Linked DNA regions of Homo sapiens: region 1 is linked to region 2. The links are chromatin contacts, found by Hi-C or POLR2A ChIA-PET in ENCODE. All regions are on one chromosome and are shown on one strand. Each heading gives the region's core, a stretch centred on a gene start or an enhancer-like site at or near the end of the contact. The rest is flanking DNA. Distances are from core to core; before and after follow the strand shown.

Region 1 (6,926 bases), core at 3,258-5,757, 56 kb after region 2:
CTGAGAGGGAGGCAGAGGGAGATTGGACACAGATGGAAGAGGAGAGGCGTGGGACCACAGAGGCAGAGCAGGAGCTATGCAGCCTCAAGGCACGGGAGCCACGGATGCCTGAGGCCTGGGAACCTGGAAGAGGCCGTGGGGAGCCTTCCCTGCAGCCTGCAGCCCTGCCCGTGCCTCGAGTTCCACTTCATGACTCTGCTATCAGACATCTGGCCTACGGAACTGTGAGGCGATATGTTTCTGAGTGTTTTTGTTGTCACTATTGTTGTCGTTTGAGACAGTGGTGCAATCACGGCTCACTGTAGCCTCGACCTCCTGGGCTGAAGCAAGCCTCCCACCTCAGCCTCCAGAGTAGCTGGAACTACAGGCGTGCACCATCTTTTTTTAGAGATGGGGGTATCACTATGCTGCCCAGCCAGGACTTGAACTCCTGGCTTCAAGCAATCCTCCCGCTTCAGCCTCCCAAGTGCTGGGATTGCAGGTGTAGCCACTGTGCCCAGCCAGCTTCTGTGGCTTTAAGCCGCCCATTGGTGTCACTTGTTACAGCAGACCCAGGACAAGCCACTCAGCTGAATGAGTTTAGAGTCTGATTTTACCCTTTCTGGGCCAGGAATGCCCTGCGGGGCAGGCGGCTGCAGCTGAGCCTTCTAGACCTCTCTCTACTGAAAATACATAAAAGGCGGAGGTTCAAGTGAGCAGAGATCGTGCCACTGCACTCCAGCTCTCCATCTCAAAAAAAAAAAAGAAAAGAAAAACCAAAGTAGCCATTGAGTAAAAAGGGAAATGACAAAAGAGTCTCGCTCTGTCGCCCAGGCTGGAGTGCAGTGGCGCGATCTCAGCTCACTGCAACCTCTGCCTCCTGGGTTCAAGCGTTCATCCTGCCGCAGCCTCCCCAGCAGATGGGATTAGGAGTTAAAGATGTGCGGTGAGTCCCGCGTCCCCCCATGCTCCGGGGGTGTGAGTCGCGCATCCCCCCGTCGGGGGGTGAGTCGCCCGTCCCCCCGTGCTCCGGGGGGGTGAGTCCCGCGTCCCCCCGTGCTCCGGGGGGGTGAGTCCCGCGTCCCCCCGTGCTCCGGGGGGGTGAGTCCCGCGTCCCCCGGTGCTCCGGGGGGGTGAGTCCCGCGTTCCCCCCGTGCTCTGGGGGTGTGAGTCCTGCGTCCTCCCGTTCCCTGGGGGTGTGAGTCAGGCATCCTCCCGTTCCCTGGTGGTGTGAGTCCCGCATCCTCCCGTTCCCTGGGGGTGTGAGTCCCGCATCCCCCCATGCTCCAGGGGTGTGAGTCCCATGTCCCCCTGTACTCTGGGGGTGTGAGTCCTGCATCCTCCCATTCTCTGGGGGTGTGAGTCCCGCGTCTCCCATGGACCAGCGCTGTAAGTCCCATGCCCTCCTGTGCTATGGTGGTGTGAGTCCCGTGTCCTCCCATTCTCTGGGGGTGTGAGTCCCCTGTCTTCCCGTTCTCTGGGAGTGTGAGTCCCATGCCCTCCCGTGCTCCGGTGCTGTGAGTCCCGCGTCCCCTCAAGCTCCGGAGCTGTGAGTCCCGTGCCCTCCTGTGCCTGGTCGTGCAATGTTGAGTTCGGCACTGAAACTCTCTGAGCTTCATTTTTTACCATCAGCACCCTGCTTCCCAGCGCCTTTGGGAGGAGCAAAGGAGAAAGTCGGGCCCAAGGCCCCAGCAAGAGGCCAGCCCTTGACAGCTGTTAGCTGGACTTTGCTTCCGTCCTGAAACAATACAACTTCTGAACCACACGGAGCGCTGTTGGCCAGAAACTCAGAATCGGATGGGTCCCCATATCTGTGTTTTAAAAGTCACTCCAGACTTCTCCAGGGCACAGCCCTGTGCTTCCGGGGCCTGCAGGCTGGGGGGAGGGGAGGAGAGGTGGGCTGCTGGGGACACTCACAGGCACCTTGACTCCCCTGGGCCCCCTGGTGTTCCCTGCCCTTTTTTTTTTTTTTTTTTTTTTTTTGGAGACGGAGTCTCGCTCTGTCGCCCAGGCTGGAGTGCAGTGGCACTATCTGGGCTCACTGCAAGCTCCGCCTCCTGGGTTCACGCCATTCTCCTGCCTCAGCCTCCTGAGTAGCTGGGACTACAGGCGCCCACCACCACGCCTGGCTAATTTTTTGTATTTTTAGTAGACACGGGTTTTCACCATGTTAGCCCGGATGGTCTCAATCTCCTGACCTCGTGATCCACCCACCTCGGCCTCCGAAAGTGCTGGGATTACAGGCATGAGCCACCATGCCCGGCTCCCTGCCTTTTCTTTCTTTCTTTCCCCTTCCTGTCTTTTTTTTATTGAGTGAAATTCACATAACATAAAATTAACCATTCTGGGCTGGGTGCTGTGGCTCATGCCTTGTAATCCCAGCACTTTGGGAGGCCAAAGTGGGCAGATCACCTGAGGTCAGAAGTTCGAGATCAGCCTGGCCAACCTGGTGAAACCCGATCTCTACTAAAAATACGAAAAATTAACCTGGCATGGTGGCAGGCGCATGTAATTCCAGCTACTCAGGAGGCTGAGGCATGAGAATCACTTCAACTGGGAGGCAGAGGTTGCCGTGAGCCGAGGTCCCACCACTGCACTCCAGGTTCGGCCACACAGTGAGTCTCCATCTCAAAAAAAAAAAGAAGAAGAAGGAGAAGAAAAAGAATTTTTCAGCATCCCAGAGGCCCCTGGCCTCCCAGCCACTGTCCCTCCCTTCCTGGAGGCCAGCCACCATTGTGATGAAGAGAACCCCGTCTCTCCCTCAACATGCACCCCAAAACACCATCCTCTATGTTGCCTGTTTGTGATCCACACAGAATTCCACAGAATTGAGCCTGGCCACTTCTGCTCAATGTGATTGAGAGAGGCTTCCTTGCTGCGCATAACTGCAATTCGCCTGTCTCCACTGCCGCGGAAGGGCCCGGCGACGGGATAGACCATGATTCGCCCGTCTCCACGGCCACGGAAGGGCCCGGCGATGAGATAGACTGCAATACATTTTCCCATGAAGCTGTTGATCGGCTCCTGGGCTGTTTCTGGTTTGGAGGGTGTCATGAATGAGGCTGGCATGAGCACATGAGTTCTGGCTGAGTAGTATTTTCAGCAGCTTGGCCAAAAGGTATGACTTTTCAGGACCTGGCTGAAGGAGGGACTCCAGAGAAAAGGGCTGATGGGCGGGAAAGCGCTGGCAGAGGGGATGGCCAAGCCACAGCTGGCAGGCTATGGTTCCCAGAGCCCCAATCAACACACCTCAGCTCCCAACTGGGGCTACCTGGAACGACAGGAAAGGCTGACTCCATGAGCTGTCATGGCGTGGAAGACCCAGTTGTGCCCAATGGACGCAAGCTCCCTCCATTTCTGGCCATCCCCTGCTGATTCCCTCCCACCCCCACCTCCAGCCCGACCCCGCCTTCTCCACCAGGTGCCCTCCCATGAATTCAGCTCCATGGACAGCTCCCAGGCTGCTGTCCTCCATGTGGTGCTGAAATCACCCCAACAGAGAAGCCAAGACATGGAGAAGCTAAGGAAGAAAATGGAATGAAATGGCATGGGATGGAGCTACAGAGCCATCAGTCCTGAACCCGCCACCACGTAGAAGTGGAGGCAGGGGTCCAGAGAGGGAAGTCTTTTGCCTAAAGGGGTCATGAAGTGCTCGGTGGTAATAAATGGAATCGTCTACGACGACCGAGATTTACAGAACCCTGTCTGCATGCCAGGCACCACGCTGAGTGTTCGTATGTGGACCGCCACCGTCAACCCACACGGCAAGCTCAAGAGTAGGGCCCTACGATTGTACCTGCTCAACAGAGGAGAAGCCTCATCGGTGAGCAGCAGAGCTGGGCCTGGAACCTGTGTCTTCAGCCCTACCCCGGGCCTTTCCTCCCCTTGCCCTTGGTCTCAGTGGGTCCACTGTTTCTCTAGAACCAGAAAATGACAGTCACAGCAGCGTTGACGTCACCCCCAGTATATGAGTCAGGGTTCTCTAGAGGGACAGCACTAATAGGACAGATGTATACATGGAGGGGAGTTTACTGGGAGTATTGACTCACATGATCACCAGGTGAAGTCCCACAATAGGCCGTCTGCAAGCTGAGGAGCCAGGAAGCCAGTCCGAGTCCCAAATTCCAGGCGGTGAAATGGCAGCTGAACTGACATTCATTCATTCATTCATTCATCAATCAATCATTCATTCACCCCCACCAGCCTGCAGAGGTCCTACGGTGCCAGGCCCTGGGGCTGCAGAAACAACAGAAAAGCCCCCAGCCTCAAGCTCAGCTGCGCCGGGAATCCTTTCCCCGGCCTCCTTGGGGTGTCTGAGACCTCGTCAAAGAGTTGGGGGCCCATGGACATCTCGAGGGAAAGGCAGGGGGCCAGATGGGGTCAGAGCCAGCATCCCTCCAGAGGCTGGGACAGGGACTGGAGTGGACTCACTGTGTCTGTGGTGGGGGCCATGATGGAAGTGGGGGTCCCACACAGAACAGACAGGGCTTCCTGCAGGTTTCACCTGCAGTCCAGGGCCTGGGACCACCCCCACCCCCCCATCCCCCATCCCCCACCCCCCCACCCCCCCACCCCTCTATCACCCTTCACCCCCCCATCCCCCCTTCCCCCCGGGAACAGCGGCTGGGCGGAGTGGGAGTGCCCTCTGGTGGCTCTTTGAGGAAATAGCAAGGGCTATCCTTCGTAAAATGCTTTCAGACAGAACCGCTGGTATGGCACTCGGCCTCCCGCTGAAGACATGGATACAGGCTGGACACACACGCTTCGCTGTGTGATACACGCATGTAACGGGGCCTGTGGGGAGTAACCAGCGCTGGTGGGGCCCGGGGCTATATCCCTTGAGCGAACATAAACAAGAAAGTGAGCCCACGTTCAGCCTGGTTTTCCTTGTGGGGCATCTTCCCACATTGGCGTGGAGGTCCAAAAACAGAAAGCACAGCCTTGCCGAGCTGAGAAACAGGGATTAGAGTTTGAGGCTCCAAACCTGCTGGGGCCTGAGGGAACTTGGAGAAAGAGCCCAAAGCCCTGAGTGCAAATCCCCTTCAGGCCGTGGCCGCCCCCTAAGCTGAATATGCCCCCAAGAAACTCCAAGAAACCCAACAGAAAAGGCTCCCGGGAGGATGGAGAGCTGAGCAGGGGTGTTGGCAGCTGCGACGGGCTGGAGACCAAGCCCTGTGGGGGGCGGGGGCTGGTGACCATCACAGGCTTTCCCTTGGGAGCACAGAAGTTCCACTCCCTGGGAACAAGGGCTGTAACCCCCAAAGCCAGTCTGGACAGGGCTAACCTGGGCGCGATGGCTCATGCCTGTAATCGCAGAGCAAAAAAAAAGAATAAGAAAAGTTACAAGGTGTCTTAGTCTGTTACCTGTTGCTATAGCTTAAGAGTGGGTAATTTATAGAGAAGAGAGGTTTGTTTCTTACAGTTCTGAAGGCTGGAGGTCCAAGAGCATGGCGCTGGGCAAGAGCACGCCAGCCCAAGTCTCTCTTTCTCTTCTTTTCTTTCAAGATGGAGTCTCGCTTTGTCACCCAGGCTGGAGTGCAGTGGCACCATCTTGGGTCACTGCAACCTCTGCCTCCTGTCTCAGCCTCTCAAGTAGCTGGGATTATAGGCACCTGCCACCACGCCCGGCTAATTTTTGTATTTTTAGTACAGACGGGGTTTTGTCATATTGGCCAGGCTGGTCTCCAACTCCTGACCTCGTGCTCCGCCCACCTCAGCCTCCCAAAGTGCTGGGATTACAGGCGTGGGCCACCGCGCCCGGCCCGTTTCTTTTGTTATGAGGCCACTAGTCCCATCATGGGGGCCCACTCTGATGACCTTATCCAATCCTAATTACCTCCAAAAGCATATAATTGTGGAGATTAAGTTCCCAACACATAAAGTCTAGGAGAAACATTCAAACCATAGCACAAGGCATGCTCTTAGAAGGGACCAGAAGCCGGGAGTGCATGCCTGTATTCCCAGGGACGAGGGAGGCTGAGGTGGGAGGATCACTTGAGCTCAGGGGGTTGAGGCTGCAGTGAGCCCTGTTCATGCCACTGCACTCCAGCTTGGGCAACAGAGTCAGACCTTGTCTCAAAAAAGAATAAAATAAAAATAAAAAAAGAAGAAGGGACCAGATCACCAGACATGGTGCTGATGCCCATAATCCCAGCACTTTAGGAGGCCAAGGTGGGAAAATCATTTGAGCGCAGGAGTTTGAGACCAGCTTGGGTAACACACTGGGAACCCATCTCTACAAAAAACGAAAACAATAGCTGGGCATGGTGGTGCACACCTGTACTCCCAGCTGCTCTGAGGGCCGAGGTGGGAGGAGCGCTTGAGCCCAAGAGTTTGAGGCTGCAGTGAACCATGATTGTACCACTGCACTCCAGCCTGGGCAACACATGCAAAACCCCGTCTCAAAAATGTGGGAAGGGCAGGGCACGACAGCTCACACCTGTAATCCCAGCACACTGGGAGGCCAAGTCAGGTGGATCACCTGAGGTTGGGAGTTTGAGACCAACCTGGCCAACATGATGAAACCCTGTCTTTACTAAAAATACAAAAATTAGCCAGGCATGGTGGCACATGCCGGTAGTCTCAGCTACTCGGGAGGCTGAGACAGGAGAATCACTTGAACCCGGGAGGCGGAGGTTGCAGTGAGCCAAGATCGTGCCGCTACGCTACACTCCAGCCTGGGGGATGAGTAAGACTCTGTCTCCAAAAAAAAAAGAGGCAGGGACTAGATCACTGAAAACCAAGAGAAAAAGCACTTAATAGCGACGACAGAATCAGAGGTGGTTCAGATATAGGAGGCCTTCAAAATGATAACATGCTACTTTCTTCATGTTGCTCCCCTGCTCAAAAGCCTGCATTGCTTCCCCTTGTTCTTCAATGGGGCAGTCACTACTTTCTTTGCAAGCGGCTTTGCACAATGCCAAGAAAAGAGCTGAGAACGCTGGGTT
Region 2 (7,799 bases), core at 844-3,343:
CCGGCCTGTTCTGCCTCCAGGGCTCCTCCTGCTTCCTGGTCTTTCCCACCCTCTGCCTGGCCTGCATCTGACTCACAGCCAGCTGCCTCTCTGTGGAGCCAGGTCCTCTCTGACCTCGGTCTTCTCATCTGTGTTGGGGTGATCGGTGCCATGGCAGCACCCTCTGTGGCTTCCCATAAAATCACACGTGACTTTTAGAAGAGGAGACACATTCACAGTTCACGGAAGCACCTTCTGCCTCCGGGACTCACATGGGGCTGGGCTCACCCCGGGGCACAGGCCCTGTACCCCAGTTAGCGCCTCGGGCTGCCAGGCAGATCTTGGGCTCCCGAGGCCTCAGTCTCCCCCTGGTTAGCACCTCCTCTGTGGAGGTGACGAGCCTGAAGGGTCAGTGAGGGCTCAGGGCAGCAGCCTTTTCTGGAAGGGACTTTTCCATTCTTGGGGGTAGCAGTGTCCTGACACTCTCGGTGGGTACCAGCGTCCTCACCAGCACCTGCCTGGGTGTCCATGGCTGCCCTCAGTGGGGGTGGGTGCCTGCCAGGCTGGGTAGATGGTCTCGCCCAGGGCTGAGGCAGTACCCTGGGCCCTCACTCACCCTCTCCCATTTATGAAGCACAGACAGAGTCCCCAGGGGGCAAATGAACAGGCTGAGCAGGGACCTGGTAGGAAGAAAGGGCCCTCAGCGGCATCCAGACCCTGGAAAAACGGGGCAGAGGCCAGGGCGCCCAGGCCGATAGGACACAGATAAGGTAAAGAAAATATGTTCTGTGCAAACAGCTTATCTGACATCCTGTTTTCAGCCACCAATAGGACAAGGCAAGGCTGGGGAGAGCCAGGGACCCCCACCCCAGTTCTCAGGCCTCAGGGTCCCCAAAGACCAGACTACTAGGACCTGGAGGCAAATCAGCTCCCTCTCCCCACTTCCCAGGCGGGAAGACCAAGGCCCAGGACCCAGGGTGTTTAGCCTTCCAGAAGCCCAGAGAGGCCGCCAATCTCCCAGCTTGGAGGTGACATGAGGCTGTGGCTTTCAGACTCCTCAGCCCTGGCGAGGTGCCGCAGAGTGGCAGAGACACCGCCCAGGGTGCATGGAGAAAGAGCACCTCGCTGGGCCCCGTGCACAGACCCCTTAAGGGTACATGGAGGGACATGGCCCCCCTGTGTACCGTGGCGCTCTGCCTGCCAGTCCAGCTGCCCCAGACGGGGCCAAGGTAGTGGTGTCTGAGACCACAGTCCCCAGAGAGCACCATGGAAGGGGTTCAGACAGGCAAGACCTGGCTCCGAGCTGTCCTCAAGGCCTCTGAAAGGGCAGTTCTGGGCCTGAGCACTGCCCCACTGCCCCTGTGGGGCCAGGGCCTTGCCCTTTCCCTTAGAGACACCCCCTCCCCAGGACAGGCCACTGGGCCTGCAGGTGCGAGGGCCCCCAGGTCCCTGCAGGAGAGCTGGGCCCCACCCTGCCCTCCTTGCTATTCCCAGGCGGTCCCAGCTCTGCCATTAGCTGGGGCCAGGGTTCAGCCCGATAAAGATGGGCTGTTGTTCTGTGTCAAAAAATCAATAATTGCAGCGATGTTCCAGGCGATAGGAAGACAAGTTCACAGGCACCAGCTGGCGGGTGGGCGGGGCGAGGCTGGGGGCTGCAGCACCTGGGGCCGGCCCTTCCTGCCTCTCCCTCGCCCGGTGGCTGACGCAGCTGCTCTACAGTGGACGCCAGGCCCAGGCTTGGCCAAGCCAAGCCATGGCCCCTGAGCCTGCTGCTCCTTACTGCCCGTTTGTGGAAGGGCAGCCCAGAGCCAGCTAGGGCCTCGGCGAGGAGGCCAGTCCCTCCCCAGGGTCCTCTGGCTGGGTCTTCTCCCAGGCGGTGGTGCCCTCCTCCTCCAAACACAGGCACTCAGGTCCACGGTGTCCCAGTGCCTTGGGGACACAGCCGTTCAACAGCCGGCCCTGAGGGGCTGACAGTCCAGCAGGAAGACAGAGTTAATGAAATCAAGACCTCTGCCCCCTGGTGCCCTCAGGAGGTGGTGAGCACTCTGGGGACCTGGGAGGCAGGGAGGAGGTGGGAGGGGCCGGCATCGCCCTCCGCACGACGGCTTCCTGGGGTCCTGGCACGGTGCCATGTGGGCTGGCCCTGAGGCATCACCATACCTGGCATCTACCATTCCCTGGAGCCAGCACCCCCTGCCGTCAGCTCCCGGGAACGCAGCCCATGCCGCCTGTCTGCTGACCCCACCCAGGCCCCCTGCGATGTGGGTCCTGAGCACATCTTGGCAAGGAGACCACCGTGCTGGTGGGCGGGTGCTTGGAGGATGGGCACATAGGGCACGAGGCCCACCTCTAGCAGAGAGAGAGCCTCGGCAGGTGCAGCCGCCGGCAGGGCCCCCCCATGGGGCTTTCCAACCACGTGCTCACCCCAAGGACAGGCACCCCCCGCACCCCCAGCCCCCCACAGCCATCCACAGTGAGTGCAGGGTCTGAGGGTCTCAGGAAGGCAGGTTCTGTGGTTCGAAGCCCTTTGTTAACCTCTGGCCTGGGGTGAGAAGAAAACCCTCATCCAGGAGGCCTGGGGCTCTAGGCCAACCCCACCCTGGGCTCTCCACTGGCCTCCAGGGTGCTCTGAGGTTTGTGGCCCAGCAGAGGCCAGGCATCATGGCCAGGAGGCCAACAGGGGCCATGCCAGGCAGAAGGCAGAGGAGACCAGGGCAGGAGGTGGGGAGACCAGGGGCAGGGGCAGGGAGACCAGGGTAGGGTTGGGGGGCACCAGGGTCAGGGGGCAGGGAGACCAGGGCAGGGGTGGGGGGGCACCAGGGCAGGGGGACCAGGGTAGAGGAGCTGGAACCCTCCCAGGAGGTGATGGGCCTGGGGTCTTCTAGGGCAGGGCGCTGGGGGGCCTTAGGCAGGCCCCTCCTTTGTTTCCCCTCAGTGAAATAGACTCAGGTCTTGTGCTGGGGCTTAACTGCAATGCTGGGCACACAATAACACAGAATAATCCAGAAAGGACTGAATGGGGGCGGGCGGGCAGGGCAGGTTGTGCACTGAGTGTGCGTCCGCAGAGTGGTGGCCATCACTGGGTGTGCACGGGGCACAGCTCTGAGGAGCAGAGCCATTTCCCCAGTGTGGCCAGAGGGCCCAGACGTATGTGACATCTGGTTTTTCAACAGCAAAGCTGATCCATTTCTCTACCCATCCTGGGTGTGCAGCTCCCAGGCTCCTCTGCGCCTCTCCCAGACCCAGCCCTCCTGCAAGGACCTGGACCCTCTGAGGGGCGCTGGGGGGACCCAGGAGGAGGCAGGGTGGGAGCCCTCATCAGGCCCCCAGAAGCCAGGCTAATCTGCAGAGCCCTCGAGTGGCTTTGTCTCCAAGCTCTGGTGCATCCATGGCTCCCGTCACCCGCGTCTCATCCGCCTGCGGCTCCGTCTCCCTTCTCGCTAGCGCATGTCACGTTGTTCCTTCCATCTCGGCTGTCCCGAGTGCCACAGCCGGGGCCACTGCTGCGAGTGAGGGCTACGGTCCTGCTGGCCTTTCCAGGTGGCCTTCTGCCTGCTCCGCTCGGCGACTCCTATCTGTGAACGGGGAAGGGGCTTCACGGAGGGCCCACTACCCAAGGGGTGGGATTCACTGCAAGTGGGGGTATGGCCTGGGCTGCAGACATGGGTTTGCGATCAGAGGACCTGGGCTCGACTCTCCCATGCCACTTGCTGGCTGTGTAACCTCCGACGTGGCCCCCAGCTTCTCAGGCCTTGCTTTTCACAGACGAGAGCAGGAGAAACGGTCCCCATCATCCCCCGAGCTCTTGGCCTCACCCCCTCAGCACCATGTCCCCGCCTCCAGAGCTCAGAGATGGGAAGCTGAGGTCTGCCCAGAGGTGCCATGGCCATCAGTGACCCAGCCAGGGCTGGAGTCAAGCCTGGGTCCCTTTATGTTTCTTGACTTGGCATTCAGGTGTGGCTTGATCCAGGGAACACACTGACTGACTAGTGCCCCATGGCTCTGGTCTCCTGGTCCTAGACCTGGGCTGCCTGGGTGTGTCAGCCTTCTCCATGCCCTGGCAGGTTGGCTGGACGGGGTATGACTCAGAGGACGGTGCTCAGCCACTGTCCATAGCCTGGGTTGGGTCTTGTGGATTCTACAGGCCTGAGAACACCAGCCCCCATGGGAGATGCCATCCAGCTCCGGCAGATGTGGGCCTCGGGGAGAAGTGGCAGCCCTGAGGGGCCCGCATGGCTGTGGGAAAGGCCCCCTGCAGAGAGCCAGCTGCCCAGTGTACCCTGACCTCACCCATGCACCCAGGCATTCGGATGCTCACAAGGGACCCTTGTGAGGCCCCTCTGCAGATGGGCCCAGCCCCACAGCCCTCCTGGGAGGATACCCTTCCCCAGGCCATCCTGGGCTCCACTCGGGGGCCTCCAGCAGCCACTCCCTCCTCTGGGCCTTGGTTGCCCCATCTGTAAACAGGAACCTAAAAAGGGGATCACAGGAAGGGGCCCAGTGGGTCGAGGATGTGTGAAGAAGTTGCTGGTGGGCCGGGCACGGTGGCTCACACCTGTAATCCCAGCACTTGGGGAGGCTGAGGTGGGCAGATCATTTGAGGTCAGGAGTTCAAGACACGCCTGGCCAACATGGCGAAACCCCTTCTTTACTAAAAATACAAAAATTAACCGGGTGCGGTGGCGCGCACCTGTACTCCCAGCTACTCAGGAGGCTGAGATGGGAGAATCGCTTGAACCCGGGAGGCGGAGGCTGCAGTGAGCCGAGATTGCACCGCTGCACTCCAGGCTGGGTGACAGTGCAAGATTCTGTCTCAAAAAAAAAGAAAGAAAAGAAGTTGTTGGACCCCCAGCCTCGTCCCCCATGCATTTCTCACCAGGCTTGGGTTTGTTCCCAGCCAGATCTTGGGAGGATCACATGTGAAGGAGGCCATGACATCCACACAGGACCACCCTTTCTACTGCCCAAGAGGCTTCCGTGGCTGCAGAGCAGGCCACAGAGTCCAACCACAGGCCTTGGGCTCCACGTGGGTTCCCCTGGTCTCTCCTGGGCACAGGCCCATCCCGACGCTCACTCTGAACCTCTCCCAGATGTGGCCTTCGGTGCCTGCCGTGGGCCCTGGTTGGTGAATCCTGGGAACCAGGGCTCTGCCTCCCGTAGGTGGCTGCAGCACACAGAGCCAGGGCCTGCTACTGAGGCTGCAGAGGGGACACAGAGTTTGCGCGGAGGTCACGGGGTGGGGGAGGAGCTACTTAGCCTCCCCCCTCCCCTTCTGTCGCCTCTCTCTGTCCTGGGGCCTCAGCTGCCACCCAGATTACGGGCTTTTCCCCCCAGGAGGGTCTGACTTTGGAGCCGGTGACCTTGGGCAGGTCACCTCACCCCCTGTTAAATGGGCTCCAGGTCCTCAGGGGCCCCGCGGGGTTTGCCTGCGTGGGAACCAAGCACAGGTGATCAGCAAGCGAATCCGCACGCGGCGCGTCATCGTGGACAGAGGGGCCGGCTTGCCCCGCCCCACGCAGCTGACCCCTGGCCACCCCGGTCTGCCTCCCGTGTGACCCTGGGGAGCCGCTCGCCCCTCTGGCCTCGGTTTCTGTGTCTGTACAGGATGTGTTGGAAGCTGGTGTTCTCGGGGCCCACGTGGTCTGTGCACCAGCCTCACCGCCAGTCCGCTGACCCACAGAGGCTTCCAGAACCCCGTCAGCCTGGGGTTTTTCCTTCCCTCCCCCTCACTCCTTTTTCTTTCCTTTTTTGTGACTTTTATCAAAAGCAAACAGCATGATCCCTGAGACAGGGCCGCTCCCAACAAAGCTGGACCCAGCTGGCCTATGGGAGCCACAGGGCGGGGCCGGGCGGAGCGATGGGGCCGATTAGATAAGTGGGTGCTGGGGTGACCCCACGGTGGGCACCAACCACAGAGCCCACCATCTGGGGTGGCTGGACTTTGCACTCCCGAGACTACCAGCCATTAGGCACACAGGGAGGCTGGCCCCTGGAAGGCGGGAAGGCCAGCTGTGTGCAGGAGGGGCCCCGGTTCCCGGACGTCCGCAGACTCACAGGGTGACGCCTTCACCTGCCTCCTCAAGTCAGAGCTGTGAGCCAGCCTGCCAGGGCCAGGGCTCAGGTGGAGAAACAGGCCTGGGGAGGCGGGCGGCTGAGCAGAGTGGGTTCAGGAGCAGGTGGAGAAACAGGCCCAGGGAGGCGGGCGACTGAGCAGAGTGGGTTCAGGAGGCAGAAGACCCTGGGTGTAGCCTTGGATCCTCTGTCAGAGAGCAGCTTCAGGGTCTGGTCTCGGGAGCAACTGCCCTCCCTGCTATGTGACCCCCAGCTGCTTGCTGGAGTCTCTGGGCCTGTGGGATGGGAGCAGACGCTCCTCTACCGGCTTGCTGCCACACGCGCGTCACGGAGGGGGCCACGGTTCCTGCGCTGGGCACTGTTGGCCACGTTGTTGAGGGAGGCGACAGGGGCCTCTGGGGCCTCGGGGGCAGAGCCAGAGCCCAGGGGTGAAGGCCAAGTCCCAGGGGGCAGCCCTGGGCTGGGCCCCAGGCCTTAGGATGCCCACCTGGTGCAGCTTCTCAGCCCATCTGGGCAGCTAGGAGAGAGAGAATAGTGCTGGCTGCACCGGCAGACACACCCCCTAACCTCACGGCACGAGCCCGAGGGAACGTCATGCTGGCACCCCCTTCTCCATATGGGTAAACTGAGGCTCAGAGCACACACAACCGCTGGCAAGCTGGGCAGAGGCAGGACTTGGCCCCAGGCCTGTGGATTCCAAACCCCAGCTCTCCCTCCCCAGGCACCCCCAAAAGGCCCTGGACCCTGGCCAGACCCACCGGGCTCCCCTCAGCCAGGTTCCCCACTCTGTGGGGTTGGCTCAGCCAGCAGCGCCAAGCTCTGCCTGGTCCTCGGTCCCCCACTGCTTCCATCCCCATGGGGTGTAATCGGAGGGCTTTAAGACCCATGTGGACCTTTCAATCATATAAATATGCAATGGCTGGAACTTCTCATTTGGTTCCTCGCAGATGCCTGGGGGTGAAATTGAATCCCAGCACAGCGTGTTTGTTCTGGAAATGGCGTGTGCAGTCTTGTTTGCCTGAATAAATTAGTCCTTGTCCCAGTGCTGTGCCTGTAGTGGCGGCCCCATTCCCCTGGCTGGGCTCACCCATGCGGCCTAGGTCCCGCCCCCTCCTCAGGAGACCCGTCTAGAGATGGGGAAACTGAGGTCAGAGCAGGAAGAGTCAGCCACGGGGCCACCAGCCGCTGCCTCCCACCTCAGCTCAGAAGAGCCCTGGGGCTCTGGTTCAAACCCACCCACCCACTGCCTACCCTTGGGCCAGTTGCTTAACCTCTCGGATCTGTCTCCCCCATGTACGTTGGGAGGAGTAACTTGAGCACAGCTGGAAAGAATCCTCACAAGTCCTGCTGGGCCTGGCTGAGGCTCGGTCCGTGGGGCAGGTACTCAGTTGGGTCCGTGGGGCGGGCACTCATGTTGGGTTCGTGGGTTTTTGGGAGCCACAGCTAGCGTCCCCATTCTTCAGCTGCAGAGACAACCTGGCCGGAGCTGGCATCTCTGCTGGGCTCACCCAGTTGTTCTGGAGCTGGGGAAGAGGAGGCAGAAAGACCAGTCACAGGAGGCTGGCAGGGAAGGACACCACCCCCTGGAAGCCCACCCTGACAGGCCCGCCCTCAGAGCTGTCGGTGCCGGTGGGGGTGTCTGGCCACTGCCTGTGTTTTCTGGGAGCCCCAAGGCCAAGGCTGTGGCATGCCTGTTGCTGCCCCAGGTGCCCCACAGGGTTTTGTGGCGGGACAAGCACTGAGCTCAC

What was found. A loop is a pair of places that touch in the nucleus more often than their neighbours do. ChIA-PET counts read pairs that join two places held with the same protein, here RNA polymerase II (POLR2A). Pooled maps may share reads with other maps.
Region 1: a loop to region 2 is called in a pooled map, with 3 times the contacts of the local background. The contact joins the promoter of ZC3H18-DT here to the enhancer-like site in region 2. A Hi-C loop is called at or near these places in 2 of 50 pooled maps. POLR2A ChIA-PET finds 5 or more read pairs at or near these places in 7 of 52 experiments (Caco-2, H1, HEK293T and 4 more).

Annotation. Positions count from the first base shown.
Region 1 is chr16:88,557,476-88,564,401 of GRCh38, forward strand. It overlaps ZC3H18-DT (ZC3H18 divergent transcript), which reads right to left and starts at 4,508. Exons shown (of 3, transcript NR_146877.1): 1 at 4,029-4,508; 2 at 3,776-3,896; 3 at 2,628-3,250.
Region 2 is chr16:88,503,503-88,511,301 of GRCh38, forward strand. The region is part of intron 3 of ZFPM1 (zinc finger protein, FOG family member 1); the gene reads left to right. It also overlaps LOC107984890. Among named protein-coding and RNA genes, the nearest start is that of ZFPM1-AS1, 24 kb to the right of the region's middle. RefSeq lists enhancers at 4,931-5,436, 6,447-6,950. Within about 2 kb of position 2,094, at least 6 of the 41 ENCODE cell types and tissues checked have a DNase peak (open chromatin) inside an H3K27ac peak, as active enhancers do.